Regions from separate parts of the Homo sapiens genome. Here regions 1 and 3 are each linked to region 2. The links are chromatin contacts, found by Hi-C or POLR2A ChIA-PET in ENCODE. All regions are on one chromosome and are shown on one strand. The core of a region is the stretch at or near the end of the contact, and the rest is flanking DNA. Distances in the headings are between cores, read along the strand shown.

Region 1 (4,791 bases), core at 1,197-3,696, 450 kb before region 2:
ACCCTATTGTGAACTGTGCATGCGAGGGATCTAGGTTGCACACTCCATATGAGAATCTCATGCCTGATGATCTGTCACTGTCTCCCTTCAACCCAGATGGGACCATCTAGTTGCAGAAAAACAAGCTCAGGGCTTCCATTGATTCTACATTATAGTGAGTATGTAATAATAATAGAAATAGGGCTGGGCACAGTGGCTCACGCCTGTAATCACAGCACTTTGGGAGGCCAAGGCAGGCAGATCACCTGAGGTCAGGAATTTGAAACCAGCCTGGCCAACATGGTGAAACCCTGTCTCTACTAAAAATACAAAGTTAGCCAGGCGTGGTGTCACGCACCTGTAATCCCAGCTACTCGGGAGGCTGAGGCAAGAGAATTGCTTGAACCTGGGAGGTGGAGGTTGCAGTGAGCCGAGATCATGCCATTGTACTCCATCCTGGGTGGAAAAGAACAAAACTCCTTCTCAATAATAATAATAATAATAATACGAATAAAGTACACAATAAATGTAATAATGCACTTGAATCATCCCAAAATCATCCATCCTTCCCCCTGACTCCCTGGTCCCATGGAAAAATGGTCTTCCATGGAACTGGTCTCTGGTGCCAAAAAGACTGGGGACCACTGCTTTAGAAGATAAGAATTTGAGTATTTCCTTGACCCTGTTGTGGCAGGATTTGACTTGTAGTCTGTGACTATTCAGGCCCAGGCACTCCCAAATGAAGAAAAGCTCATGGGCATTCCCATGCCAGTGGGTGCTTTTTTTCTGCCACCACCCAAGGGGAACTCTATGCTGAGAAATCTGAATATATTCCAATGGTAGTGAAAACTATTGAAGAGAAGTGACATGTTATAATGGATGGCAATGTAGCAGGGAATTTTAAGGGAGAAGTAACTAGTTTGGGGTCCAAGAGGAGAAGCATGTTCCAAAACCCTTAACTTTGGGAATTTAGAACTAGCTTTTTTACTATCTTCTGCACAGCATAACTTCAGTCTCCCTTTACTAATTCAAGGAAATCTCAGTGAACAAATTGTATAAGGGTAGATGAGCTAAAAGCTCACTGAGTCATTAATTTGTCATAACTCATCTAAATACAATGATTAGGCTTGTGTAGGTGTCCCTAGTTTCTCTTTCTAAATCATGTCTTAGTAGGGACAGAGCAATAATGGTGGATCGTGGCAACGGGAAGGAAGATGATGTGTCAGTTATCTATTGCTGTATGACAGTCACAAAACCTTAGTACTTACTACAGAAACAATGATTTGTCACATTTTGTGGGTTGTCTGGATGGTTGTTTTGCTTATATGGTGCAGGCTGAGATTACTCATGCAGCTTCACAGTTCTTTTGCTTATATGGTGCAGGCTGAGATTACACATGCAGAGGAAAGATGGGCTCTGTTCCTCATTCGTATGCCTGGGGCCTTGGTGCGGGTTGTGGCAATGGCGTCTTGGTTCTCCATGTGCCGTCTCTCCAGCAGGATAACCTGTAGTTTTCTCACAGCATGACAGCTGGGTTCCAGGAGAATCAAAGCAGAAGCTGCTAGACCAATTAAGAACTAGGCCCAAAACTTGCAGTGTCACTTCTGCCACGTTCTGTTCCTCAGAGTAAAGTCACAACACCAGCCCAAAGGGAGGAGAAATAAACAGACTCCACCTCCTTTGAAGCAGAGAGACATGCGTGTACAGGGATGAGATGAGTCACAACACCTCCTCTCACAACACCTCCCCTCAAAAGTCACAACACCTCCCCTCAAAGGGAGGGGAAATAAACAGACTTCACCTTTTGTGAAGCGGAGAGACATGCATGTACAGGGATGAGATGAGTATTGGCAGCCATATTTGCAGATAGACACCACAGCTGGTGACCAGAAGGCTAAGAAAGAATAGGGAGAGGCTGGGGGCATGACTCGCACCTGTAATTCCAGCACTTTGGGAGGCTGAGGCAGGAGGATCACTTGAGGCCAAGAGTTCAAGACCAGCATGGGCAACATAGCGAGACCCTGTCTCTATAAAAAATAAAAATAAAAAAATAAAATTAGCTGGGCATGGTGATGCACACCTATAGTCCTAGCTCCTCAGGAGGCTGAGGAGGGAGGAGCTCTTGAGCGCAGGAGTTTGAGCTGCAGTGAGTAGCGATTGCACCACTGTATTCTAGCATCTGTGACAGAAAGATAACACGTCTCAAAAAAATAAATAAATAAGAAAAGAATAGGTAGGAGCAAGCCTGAAAGCAAGTCTGGCTCAGAGTTGGTCACAGTGGGCAGTCAAGAGAATTTAGCTGAAAGGGCAAGTAAATATGTAGGAAGGAGAGAGCCTATATTAAGTTAAGATGAGGAACTAGAAACCAGTTAGGCACCAGCACAATAAACATAAGGCACTCCTATCTTGGTTTCTTCTGTGTTTCCTGTTGAGACTGGATCCAGTGCTTGGTTTAGCCTACGGCTGAGAGGACAGCCTTTTAGAAAGGAGGCAAACAGAACAGCCTGCTGGAGTGTGGAGTGCAGAACTAAAAATCAGGGCAGATTTTGATGATACTGATGGTCTGTCTCTTAGCTTCCTGGTCATTGCAGATGCCTTTTCTTTTCTTTGTTTTCTCTAGGCATTGTACTTGAATTCAGGCCAAACTATACTCCTGATTTCCACTCATGAAATTTACCCTTGAAACTTCACTGAGCTAGTCCCTGGATGCTCCCTCCTAATTTTTGTTTAATATGTATTTCAGTTTTTCCTGAGTAATATCATATGTCAGGTGATGGAAATTTATGATAAAGTTACCTTTCCTCCCTACAGACCACTGGAAGGGTAAGCCAGGTTGGATCTACGAGCCTTTATTGACTGTTCCAAGTGGAATTCAACGTGTATTGAGTTCTTTTTATGTGCTTGACATATTGCTAGATGCTAGTCTTATAGAGATGAATAAATCATCATTCCTGTGCTTCAAAAATGTGCTGCTTAAGAGGAGACAAATCGTTCTTTAGAAAGTCACTGTATAATGTAGTAAGCAAAATCGTTGTAGCAAATAGGGAGCCATTAAGCCTGTCTGGCTTGGCCAAGGGGGTCTGGGGATGGGGAAAATAGTCCAGCCTGAGAAAGCAGTAAGTGCAAAGGCAGGGGTGTGTTTGAAGGGCTGTGACTGTTCCGAGTACAAAGTTCAGTGTGAGTGGCAGGATACCTCACCAAAGTACTTGGGCATTGTGCTTTCTTTTGGAGAAGAGCCAGTGACACATTTACGCTGGGATTTACATGCTTGGAGTTACGCTCTTAGCAAGGTAATAAGCACAATATGTAGGTGACTGGCAGGGGACAAAAGATTAGAGCAGAGAGACCAGTTAAGAGGCTTTTGCAGTAACCTAGGTGAAGGATGTTGAGGATATATTTACCTTAAGGCAAGCAGAGCCAACATAGAAGAGGAGGATTCAGAAGATATTTAGGAAGTGAGGATGATATGGTTTGCTAACTTACTGGATGTGGGAGAGGAAGCAGGAGTTGAGTGTGACTTCCAGGCTTCTGGCTTGGACACAGGCGGATGTCACGCTGACCAGCCAAGGTAGCAAAATACAGGATGAGGTGCAGGTGTATGGGAGATCAGTGTGAACATTTGAACATCTGAGACACATATATTGTGGCCAACTAAATTCTGTTGCCTGATGTTTTTCAAGCATTTATGACAATTTTCCCCATAGGTTATCTTGAGTATCAATATGATTTTCTAAATGGGAAAATTGCTGAGTCCTAGATACAATGTAAGGTGAAAATGCCTTGGCAACTTGGGAACACTGACACAAAGTAGCGTTTATCACATATCACCTTGTAACTCCAACACTATCTAGCCTTCTCCCATTTTAAGGTTTTCTACTTCTCAAATGCCTCACATTATTTTCCCCATCTTTTGTTTTTCTATTCTCTTCTTTTCTACCCTTTAGTTCTCAACACCTGAAATTTCATGGAAATTTCAGTGTTGACGAAGAGTACAGTACAACATAGCCCTTTCATACTTTTGTTAGGTTTTACAAGAGTTAAACCATTTTATTTAAACTATTTTATATGTTTCAAAGTCTGTATTGTGATTAAGTATTAACTATAATTAAATCAAATGAGTTATAAATATTAAACTGTTTATTTCCAGGAGAGGAAAATTCTCAGAATTTAAAGCTCATACAGCTCCAGTTCGAAGTGTAGACTTTTCAGCTGATGGCCAGTTTCTAGCTACAGCTTCTGAAGACAAATCCATAAAAGTATGGAGCATGTATCGCCAGCGCTTCCTGTATTCCTTGTATCGACATACACACTGGGTACGCTGTGCCAAGTAAGTGCAAAAAATTTCATATTAAGATGTCCACATATTTTTTCTGCTTCATGTTTGCCCCCAACTTCCAGAAAAAGGGTTTGAGGACATATTCATTCATTCATTCAACAGATATTTGTTGTGTGACTGCTTTGTGCGGGAACGGTAGTAAACAAAATAGTGAAAATCCTTGTTCTTACATTCCAGAGAGACAGACAAACAAGTAGGAAAATGGAGCAGGTCAGATGGCAGTAAGCACTATGGAGAAAGAGCTGGGTTAGAAGGGGGCGCGTAATTTTTTTTTCTTTTTTTTTTTTCTTTTTTTTTTTTTTGAGACACGGTCTCACTCTTGTTACCCAGGCTGGAGTGCAGTGCTGCCATTACTGCTCATTGCAACCTTGACTTCCTGGGTTCAGGTGATTCTCCTACCTCAGACTCTGAGTAGCTGGGACTACAGGCATGCACCACCATGCCTGGATAATTTTTTGTATTTTTAGTAGAGACAG
Region 2 (4,681 bases), core at 1,324-3,823:
TTGGACTAAGATTTACACATTCCAGCAACGTGGTCTGCCTTTAGAAAATCGGCCTAGGGAAGAGACCCAATCAGACAGGACATTCTGGAGTCCTGGTTTTGGACTATAGTCCACAGAAGGTTCTTAGTTGCCATGTTCGTTTGGCTCCATGGGCTCCTTACTTTATGAGGTGAGGTAGGACCAGGTCTAGAATGAACCCTCTTGCCAGGTCTCAGGATGGTATTGTACTCATTTGCAGTGTAGAGGAATCTCAATTGTTCCCCTTTTCCACCAAGACTTAGTCATATTCATTTAGCTATTCTGCTGAGTATGTAGTGGCATTTCATTGTGTTTTGAACTGATGATTGATTGTGTGAGTATTTTTCTTTACTTTTTGTGCCATTTGAATGTATTCTCTTTTGAAGTGTCTGTTCAACTGCTTCCCACAATTTTCTATTATGTTGCTGGTCACTATTATTATCTCCACTTTACAATGGGATATCTGAAGCACAGAGAAGATAAATAATGTGTCCAAAGTGCCATAACTAGAAAGTAGAAATAGAACTAGGATTTGAATCCAGAATGTCTGACTTCACATTCTGTTCTCTTAGAAACCCAGATGGTCAGACAAGAAACCAAATTGGATTTTTACTTCTATTATGATTCACTGATACAGAGCTTGGTCTTCTCCTAGTAGGGGAAAAAAAGAGTTGTACTCAAGTTGCCTAAGAGGAGACTACCACTTAGGGGAGGTAGATTCAGGGGAGGGGCTGTGTTGCAGAGACCACAGTCACAGCAAAGACACTCTCAACTGAAAGTATAATAGTAACCATTCACTTGATTTATGATTATAATAACAGGTTTTTATTGAGCATTTAATATGTGTTGAGAAGGATACTCAATTTCTATACATTATCTCTAATCTTCACAGCAACCCAATGAAGAAAGTATTATCTCCAGTTTATAGGTTAGAAAAATAACCTTTGAAGAAGCTAAGGATCCATATCAGCAAGAGGTGGAGCCAGGTTCCAAAATCTTGTCTCTCTCTGGCTCCAGAGCCAGTGCTTTTCTCTGTTCCACTACACCTTCTTCATAGAAAACTAAGGTGAGCTGGGCTGATAATTCCAGATGGGATTCCATGAACCATGGTTGAATATGGAAGAAGAGCTGCTCAGGCCAATGGGATATGAGACATGGAACCAGTAGAACCCTAAAGACAATATGCCAAAGTCAAGCCAGGGAAAGAAACCTTCAAGCTAAGTGAAATGTCGATTAGAAGGAGCCAAGCATAGAGATGAAAGGAAGGGGCGAGTCAATGGGACAGATACCAAGGTCACCAGAAAAAAATTTAGGAGAGTAGATGGTTGTGGATCCAGGAAATCCATCAAGCATTTTTCTTATGCTTGATGTAGAGAAGAGAGGTTTCTTTTGGGGCAGGGATAGAGGGCTGCAGATTATTCTGTATTTCAGAAGAGTACCCTTTGGGGTGGGGAGCCAATTTGGACTCTTTTCTGTAAGTCTTTGGTCTTTGCAGCATCCTGCTTTCCAGTAGGCCCATGTTCAGCACTGTTTCCTCTTTTCTACATCCAGCAAGCTGTGGCTCTGGGGTCTGGTCCGTAATATGAGGTTCCCATGGTTGCTTTTGCCAATCATCACAAACATGATGACTTAGAACAGCACACTTTGTTCTCTTACAGTTCTCGGGGGTGGGAGGGTATAAGTACAACATAGGTTTTAAGAGGGTAAAATGAAGGTGTTGGCAGGACCATGCACCCCCATCCATCCCACCACCAGCAGAGGCTCTAGGAAGAATCCCTTTTCTTACATTTTTTCTACCTTCTAGAATAGCATTTCTTGGCTCATGGCCCCTTACTTCATTGTCAAGGCCAGAATCTTCAAATCTCTCTTGACTTCTTCTTCACATCACCATCTCCTCCATGGTCAAATCTACCTCTTTTTCCTTCTTACGAGTACACTTGTGGTTGCATTTAGGGTCCACTTGGATAATCCAGGACACTCTTCCCATCTCAACAGCCTTAATTTAATCACATCTTCAAATGTGCTTTCTCTATATAAGGTAATATTCACAGGTTCCAGGATTAGATCTTGGATATCTTTGGGGGTCATGATTAGCCTGCCCTCTGCCATTTTGATTCAATATTCAAGGTGATTGTCACATCTTTTTCTCTGTGAAGGCTTCTTCTTGGAAATAAATTGGCTCATTGCCTGATTCACTTATGCTGAATATCAGTCAAACCATTTGGAAGGTTTCTGTTGAGAAATTTTTGTCTTTGTGGTTCCCATGAACCACTTACTTCCTTAGGCTCTCTTAAAATGTTCTAGACAAGCACAAAGAATGATTCACATTTATGTTTTATCTCAGATATAAATCCTTTTAATGATTCATGGGGTTTCTTACTGTGAAATCACCTTCTCAGAAGCTTCCTTTTCTAGGAATCTGATATGCTTTCAAATTTTCTATTGAAAAAATGCCTTCCTGCGCCACTTCTGTTATGTACATCTAGTGAATCCCTGTCGGCAGTGACAGGAAGTTCGCTTCCGTGCGAGGGCTGGCTGGCCCCAGGACACCTGTTGTGCTTGTGGTGAACATGAGATGTCAGGCCTGTGCTGCGCCTTCCTCCAGGCGGCCAGGTGGGAGGCCCAGCTGCTTCTCAGACCCAGGATCTTCATGGCTTTCTGCAGAGGCATGGGGTTCCTCTCATCTCGCATTTCATCTTCCACACGATTCACATTGTGTGAGGCTTCAACTCTGGGTCCCCTAGAGAATATTTTTATTCTGTGGCCTTTAGTTAGTTCATTCAACATGTGCCTGTCGAGTGCCTACTATGTATCTGACATTTTGCTGCATGCTGGGGATTTAAGGAGAAGCGAAGGACAGATCTTGCCCTCAGGATATCAAGTTGCTTAGTCAAAATAGGGTAATCCTGCATATTAATCATTTTTTAGTGGCAAGTGACAGAAACCAAATTCCATCTGGCTTAAATTTAAACTTAAACCATACTGACTTAAACATTAACTATGTAATGAAAAAGATACTTGATAATATTCTGTATCAGCTGGGGTCCAATCAGAGAACGGCTCAATCGATCAAAGGTGTCTGTGCGCGCGCACACACACACACACACACACACACACTAAGAGATTTATTACAAGAATTAGATCTATGCAATTTTGAAAGCTGGTTAGTTCATGAGTTTTCATATAGCTGTTGTCTTCATTTCTGATGCTGGAGCATGAAGACTTCAGAGCTAGCTGTCTAGCAGGAAAGTGGGATATATATATATATATATATATATATATATATATATATATATATCTGACCTCTGAGGATGGACTGGAACCTGGTCTGTGTCTTATCATCTGCAGACCACGTCAACTCCTTCCTGCAGAAGGAAAGATGGCACCCTTTGTCATCTTTCCAAGTGTCATGCTTTCCAAGTGCAAGCTAAACATGCACTTGGCCCAGGAGCCGGTGAAAGTGTAAGAGAATCTGAGGGAAGGTGGAGTAGATGTAAATCTGGCTGTTGACTCACAACAACAAAGGAAAGTCAGTAGATAACTGACAAAGCACATGCACTGCAGCAGAACCTGGTGCCCCTGCCCAGCCCTTTCAGACATAAAAACAATGTGGTTGCCTTCACCTCCACCTTCTGAATCCCATGCAAAATGTCTTTTGCGTTCCACTCTAATCAGACATTTATAGCAAAGGGGATTCTGAGTGACAGAGTGTAGCTTAGCCAAGTCAACACATGACAAAACTTCCCCATATTGGCATATGAAATGACTGGCTGGAGGTGTTCAAACCATTTCCTCAGAAATCTCTCAACTCTGTGTTTCTCTCTTTTGACTTCTTTCTGAGTCTATTCTCTCAGTTCAGCTTCATAGCCCAGTGGAAACAGAGCTTTTCTTTCTCAAGTCCTGGGCTGACGCTCATTGTCTCTGATTTGCTCAGAGGACATAGCACTCCCATTGGGCAGCCCTGTGTCACTTACCTTTTTCTGAAGTCAGGGTATGGAGCCGGCCCTGTTTTAATTACAGCACTGAGAATATGTAAGAGGTAGTTTCCCAAGAGAAAATCAAGGCATTGGTGAAAAAAAAAAAGTTGATTCAACAGTAATAGTTTACTAGTAAACATAGAAAACTCAGGGAAAGCTGTTGCTGTAAGATATGATTATGCTAAATATGAAAGCATCTGGATGCAGACAGTAATTACTAGGCTGGCATCTGGAGGCCTGTGGTGTCTTCCTGGATGGCTTGTCTGTTATTCAGCTATGTGGCCTTGGGCAAGTTGCTCAACCTCTCTGGAGCTAAATTACCTCCTTTGACAGGGGAAAATGTTAGCCTAGAACCATTCATTTATCAGAAAGCAATTATGAACAAGAAGCCCGTAAAGAGCTTATCATTTAACGAGGGAGACAAACAAGTAAAGTCAGCATAATGGATGCTGTACAGGGAGAGAAAGGAGTGCCTCTTGGAGCAAAGCAGGGTTATTAGGAAAGGGCAGCTGAAGAGAGCCTTTTAAAGAACAAGCAGAAGTTTATTGGCAGATAAGTTGCGGGGAGCTAATTTAGTTGGTAAGGACAGTAGATGAGCCGGTGCAGAGCTGTGAAGGGGCATGCCATATTTGAAGCAAACCTCCAAGAGTTCAGAATGGCCAAGTTCAGGGCACTTATGCACAACC
Region 3 (4,666 bases), core at 659-3,158, 290 kb before region 2:
TCAATCTTTCCTGGTTACAAAACTCCTGGGAGGGGAGTTTTAACAGTTGAATTCTTTTAGGAGGCTCTGCTTTTAAGCAGATAACGAATGTTTAGAAGAAAACTCTTCACAGTGTTATATTCTGGATTCTTTCAGCTCTTATTATCTCCATTTTGTAGATGGGAAAATGGAGGCTTAGAGTGATTAATTATCTAGGATCTCCAAGTGGTAAACAGTAGCGCTGAGATTTGAAACCGGGCTGGGCTGACCTCAGAGCCTTTGATCTTTCCGCTAAGAGGTCTCAAAAGGAGAAACTCTAATCTTATCTGAAAATTCTAGGAGCATATAAATTCTTTGGGATAAATTTAACATACTGGATCTCAGCATCATCATTTGCAAAATGAGAGCATTGAACAATATGAATTTTAGTGGCCTTTCCATCTCCAAAGACATTCCTTGTTTTGGGAGTTTTAATCACAATTATTAGAGAAGAAGTAATGGTCACATATCAAAGAATGTACTAGAGGAGATATTGCAATGTGTGTGTGTGTGTGTGTGTGTGTACACCCACGTCCATGTGTGTACACCTGCATATGTGTTTCAATTGCTCTGAAAAGACTGATTGTCTTAGGAAGGAAAGGGACCATCCTAAGATGTAGATACTTTAGTTATTTATTTCCACTGTATATGCTGTTGACCTAGGATTCTGCACGTCCTCAGGGAGTGTCTCTTCCAGGCCTTTTCCAAAAGGTGATTGGCAAGGGAAGTTCTTCTAAAAGAGATAAGTGGCTTCTAAAAGTAAACTCAGAATAAATGGAGTACAAATTCTGTTTACGAAATATTTCCTGGTTGATGGCCACTAACGTGCAGCCCTGCATGACATGTTCTTTGAGGAATGAAAGAAGTGAAGTTGAATTCTGTTTCTCCATCATTTGGGAAAGATATTTACGAAGCCGTCCTGAGTAGAAGATTGCATCATTTCAGAGCAGAAACTCAAAACTATAGTAATGGATGCTACAGTGTGGGAGATGTGTTTACTTTGGAGACCATTGAGAGATGTGAGAGGCTTTTGAAAACTCATAACAAAATTTGTTCAGTACATTCTTTGTGATATGTTAAATTTGCAGAATTCTTTGCACGGCCACATGCAATTTCTGTGAAGTTCACTTCCTCTATGCCAAATATCCCTTTGCATTTTGTGTGGTTGAGCTTCAGAATTGTGGGGTTTTGCTGATGGTGGTTATTCTTAACAAAGTCTTTCCCTCACTCCTTGGAGGACAGATAGGAAAGGTACATGCATGAGCTAGTTGAGTCAAACATTTTCCAATTCTTCTGTTCCTCTTCTTTCTTTTCAAAACATGTATATATTTTTAAATATTTCATTTTTAGATGTTGAGTCTTAGTGATACTAATCTAGTACCATGATTCTTGTATTGATTCTGAATTTTCAAGATGATTTCTTCAGCCTAAAGATAGACCAATTTAAAGTCTAACTGTCTGATGAGGTGAAACCTATAATTATACAAAAAAAACAAAAAACAAAACAAAACAAAAAAAACGGGTGGGGGTGGTTACATGGGAAGAAAAGTGAAAGATTACTAGCTGACACCCAAAGACATAACCTAGCTTTTTCCCCCACCTGAGAAAAAGAAATAAATAAAAGCTAACCAAACAAAATATAAGGAGAACTGTAAATAAATAAATCACCATTGTCCCTGAGAACCTGCCTGCATGGGAAGGAGAGGTGGGCTATAGCCCATAAGGACCAGAGAAACAAGAAAGGAAGTGGGTGAGATTGCTACATGAGTAAGGTTCTGAGGAGTCATTAAAGCAAAAGGGAAACTAAATCCCACTGATGTGTAGATTCAAGGCTCCGAGAGGCCCTAAAAAGTGGGTGGAACTCCCAGGTCATCAGGAGGTCACAAAAGGACAGAGGAAGCTCAGGCAGCCTGGAGTCATGCTTTCTAAGGGAAACTAGAGTTAAGCCAGTTCTTTGACTTGGCTTAAGAAGTGTGCGTAAATCAACCTGTAGGGACGGGTGGGGAGAAGTGAGGTTTTAAAAAAATGTTTTGAAGCCTATTCCTTAATTTGAAGTGATAATCAGCATTTTTAGGTTGTTTTTTTTTTTTTATTTTAGGTGCACTGGAGATTTGTTTTGGTGGGAAGAAGGAATTCCTTCCTTCCTTCCTGCCTTCCTTCCTGCCTTCCTTCCTTCCTTCCTTCCTGCCTTCCTTCCTGCCTTCCTTCCTCTCTCTTTCTCACTTTCTTTCTTTCTTTTCTTTTCTTTTCTTTTTTTTTTTCAAGGTCTCCATATGTCACCTAGCTTGGAGGGCAGTGGCGTGAACATGGCTCACTGCAGCCTTGACTTCCCAGGCTCAACTGATCTTCCTTCCTGAGCCCCCTAAGTAGTCAGGACAACAGGTGCATGCCACCACGCCTGGCTGTATTTTTTGTTGAAATGGGGTTTCGCCGTGTTGCCCAGGCTGGTCTTGAGCTCCTGAGCTCCAGTGATTCGTCTGCCTCAGCCTCCCAAGTGTTGGGATTACAGGTGTGAGCCACTGTGCCTGGTCAGACTGAGCGAATTTCTTGACATGTGCCTAAATAAATTAATTTTATCTCTTTCTTTCCTAAGGTCACTCTTCCCTTTAGAACCCAGGACTTGGATTCATACGCAAGAAAACTTTCACAGAACCTACTTTTTGGGTCTGGGAGTAAGGCTGAATTGGGTGTATATTTCAGCTTCACCACTAAAGCACAAGCTATTGCCAAGACCTAGGCAAGACCAAGTGGCAACAATGTTAGTGGTGGTGCTGCCTAAACGTCAGGATTGTCAGGAGACCAATGGCTGTGAAATGCTTGGCATGGACATTGGCATATACCATAGTAACTGACTGATTCTGAGCAAGCCCCTCATCTCTCTTGACCTCAGTTTTCTCTTCTGTGAAAGAACCATAATGCTATTTTTTTCAGGGTTATTGTACACTTTAAATGTGATGATGTGTTTACTACCGTTCTTGACAAATTTTTCTTCAAGTCTTAGCTCAAAAGTCACCTCTTCTCAGAAGCTTTCTGAATTCTTTGAAAAGATTAGGAGTTGATTTAACATGGTCCCAAGGCAATTTGTCTTTGTTGCCATTGTATAGTTTCTCATATTCTATTATAGATGTTGGCTCAACTCTGTGCCTTCATCTTTGTGGCTTAGTGTCTTTTCATGTAGCATAGTTGTTAAAAACTAGGCTTTCAGATAGGTTGGACATTTTTGCTTAACAATACCCTGTGATGCTGAGCTAGTTACTTTTCTTCTCTGAAACTCAGTTTTCTCAACTATAAAATAGGAGCAGTAATACCTAGCTCATAAATACTAACGTTGACCTATCACCTAGGATGGTGCCTGGCACTACAATAATTATCTGTAGAATGCATGAACAAATAGAAGCACTGTGCATATTAATGAAATGCATATGGAAAGCTCAGTGCCCTGTACTTGGTAGACTCTTTTTCTTTCTTTTTTTTTTGTAGGGGGAGGGGGCAGGGTCTCACTCTGTCGCCCAGGTTGGAGTGCAGTGGGGTGATCTCAGCTCATTGCAGCCTTGACCTCCCAGGTTCCAGTGATCCTCCCACCTCAGCCTCCTGAGTAGCTGGGACCACAAGTACGTGCCACCATGACTGGCTAACTTTTGTATTTATTGTGGAAGCAGTGTCTCACAATGTTGTCCAGGCTGGTCTCAAGCTCCAGGGCTCAAGCAATACTCTCGCCTCGGCCTCCAAAGGGCTGGGATTACAGGCGTGAGCCACCATGCCCGGCTTCTAGACTCTTAATAAGTCACTGCATATCATTAGATAGGTAATGTATACAATCATCCCTCAGTATACTTCGGGGATTGGTTCCAGGACTCCCCTCAGATAGTTCCCTCAAAAATTGGAGATGCTCAAGTCCCTTATATAAAATGGAGTAGTATTTGCATATAACCTATCCACATCCGCCCGTATACTTTAAATTATCTCTAGATTACTAATTATACCTAATACAATGTAAATGCTATATAAATAGTTGTTATGGTGTATTTTTAATCTTTCTTTTTCTCTTTTCTTTCTTTCTTTTTCTTTTTAAGACAGCCTCCACCCCCCTAGGCTCAGGCGATCCTCCCATCTCACCCTACTGAGTAGCTGGGACTCCAGACACATGCAACCACACCAGGCTAATTTTTGTATTTTTTGTAGAGACAAGATTTTGCCATGCTGCCCAGGCTGGTCTGGAACTCCTGGGCCCAATTGTTCCATCCACCTTGGCCTCCCAAAGTGCTGGGATTAGAGGCATGAGCTACTGCGCCTGGCTATTTTTAATCTTTTTTTACTGAATATATTTGATTCAAGATTGGTTGAATCTATGGATGAGAAATTTCAGAATATGGATGGCCTACTGTACTTGCTTATTTTCTGGGGTACGAATGGTATATGTCTTATATCATTTCTTTTAGGGTTTTGCCTAAAAGAAACAAGCAAATAAACAAATGTTTGCTAAATAAACATTTGTTTCTCACCCAGAGATAGGAAGAAAGTCTTTAGGAATCTGATATGCTAAATGCACTTAGAATTACAGAACTTTTTGGAGAAAGAGATCTTAAAGCTCTTCTGAACCCTTTTCTTATGCTAATTTTGTTTGTTTGTTTGTTTTCTTATCATTTCT

Evidence for each region. Hi-C counts contacts between places; a loop is a spot of excess contacts on that map. ChIA-PET counts read pairs that join two places held with the same protein, here RNA polymerase II (POLR2A). Pooled maps may share reads with other maps.
Region 1: a loop to region 2 is called in a pooled map, with 9 times the contacts of the local background. The contact joins two enhancer-like sites. A Hi-C loop is called at or near these places in 9 of 50 pooled maps. POLR2A ChIA-PET finds 5 or more read pairs at or near these places in 4 of 52 experiments (T-cell, activated CD4-positive, alpha-beta T cell, activated CD4-positive, alpha-beta memory T cell and 1 more).
Region 3: a pooled map shows a loop between it and region 2 (4-fold over the local background). The contact joins two enhancer-like sites. A Hi-C loop is called at or near these places in 26 of 168 maps with a recorded cell type or tissue (A673, B cell, CD8-positive, alpha-beta T cell and 17 more), 29 of 37 single-sample maps with no recorded cell type and 17 of 50 pooled maps. POLR2A ChIA-PET finds 5 or more read pairs at or near these places in 9 of 52 experiments (A673, CD4-positive, alpha-beta memory T cell, activated CD4-positive, alpha-beta T cell and 4 more).

Annotation. Positions count from the first base shown.
Region 1 is chr12:89,491,451-89,496,241 of GRCh38, reverse strand. POC1B-DUSP6 (POC1B-DUSP6 readthrough) reads left to right here. Exons shown (of 11, transcript NR_189589.1): 4 at 4,127-4,306. POC1B (POC1 centriolar protein B) reads left to right here. Exons shown (of 12, transcript NM_172240.3): 4 at 4,127-4,306. Among named protein-coding and RNA genes, the nearest start is that of GALNT4, 31 kb to the left of the region's middle. Within about 2 kb of position 2,446, at least 4 of the 41 ENCODE cell types and tissues checked have a DNase peak (open chromatin) inside an H3K27ac peak, as active enhancers do.
Region 2 is chr12:89,038,208-89,042,888 of GRCh38, reverse strand. No RefSeq gene overlaps it. Among named protein-coding and RNA genes, the nearest start is that of LINC02458, 21 kb to the right of the region's middle. RefSeq lists an enhancer at 3,746-3,815. Within about 2 kb of position 2,573, at least 4 of the 41 ENCODE cell types and tissues checked have a DNase peak (open chromatin) inside an H3K27ac peak, as active enhancers do; they include A673, where a contact is called at or near this core.
Region 3 is chr12:89,331,238-89,335,903 of GRCh38, reverse strand. No RefSeq gene overlaps it. Among named protein-coding and RNA genes, the nearest start is that of DUSP6, 19 kb to the left of the region's middle. Within about 2 kb of position 1,908, at least 5 of the 41 ENCODE cell types and tissues checked have a DNase peak (open chromatin) inside an H3K27ac peak, as active enhancers do; they include A673, where a contact is called at or near this core.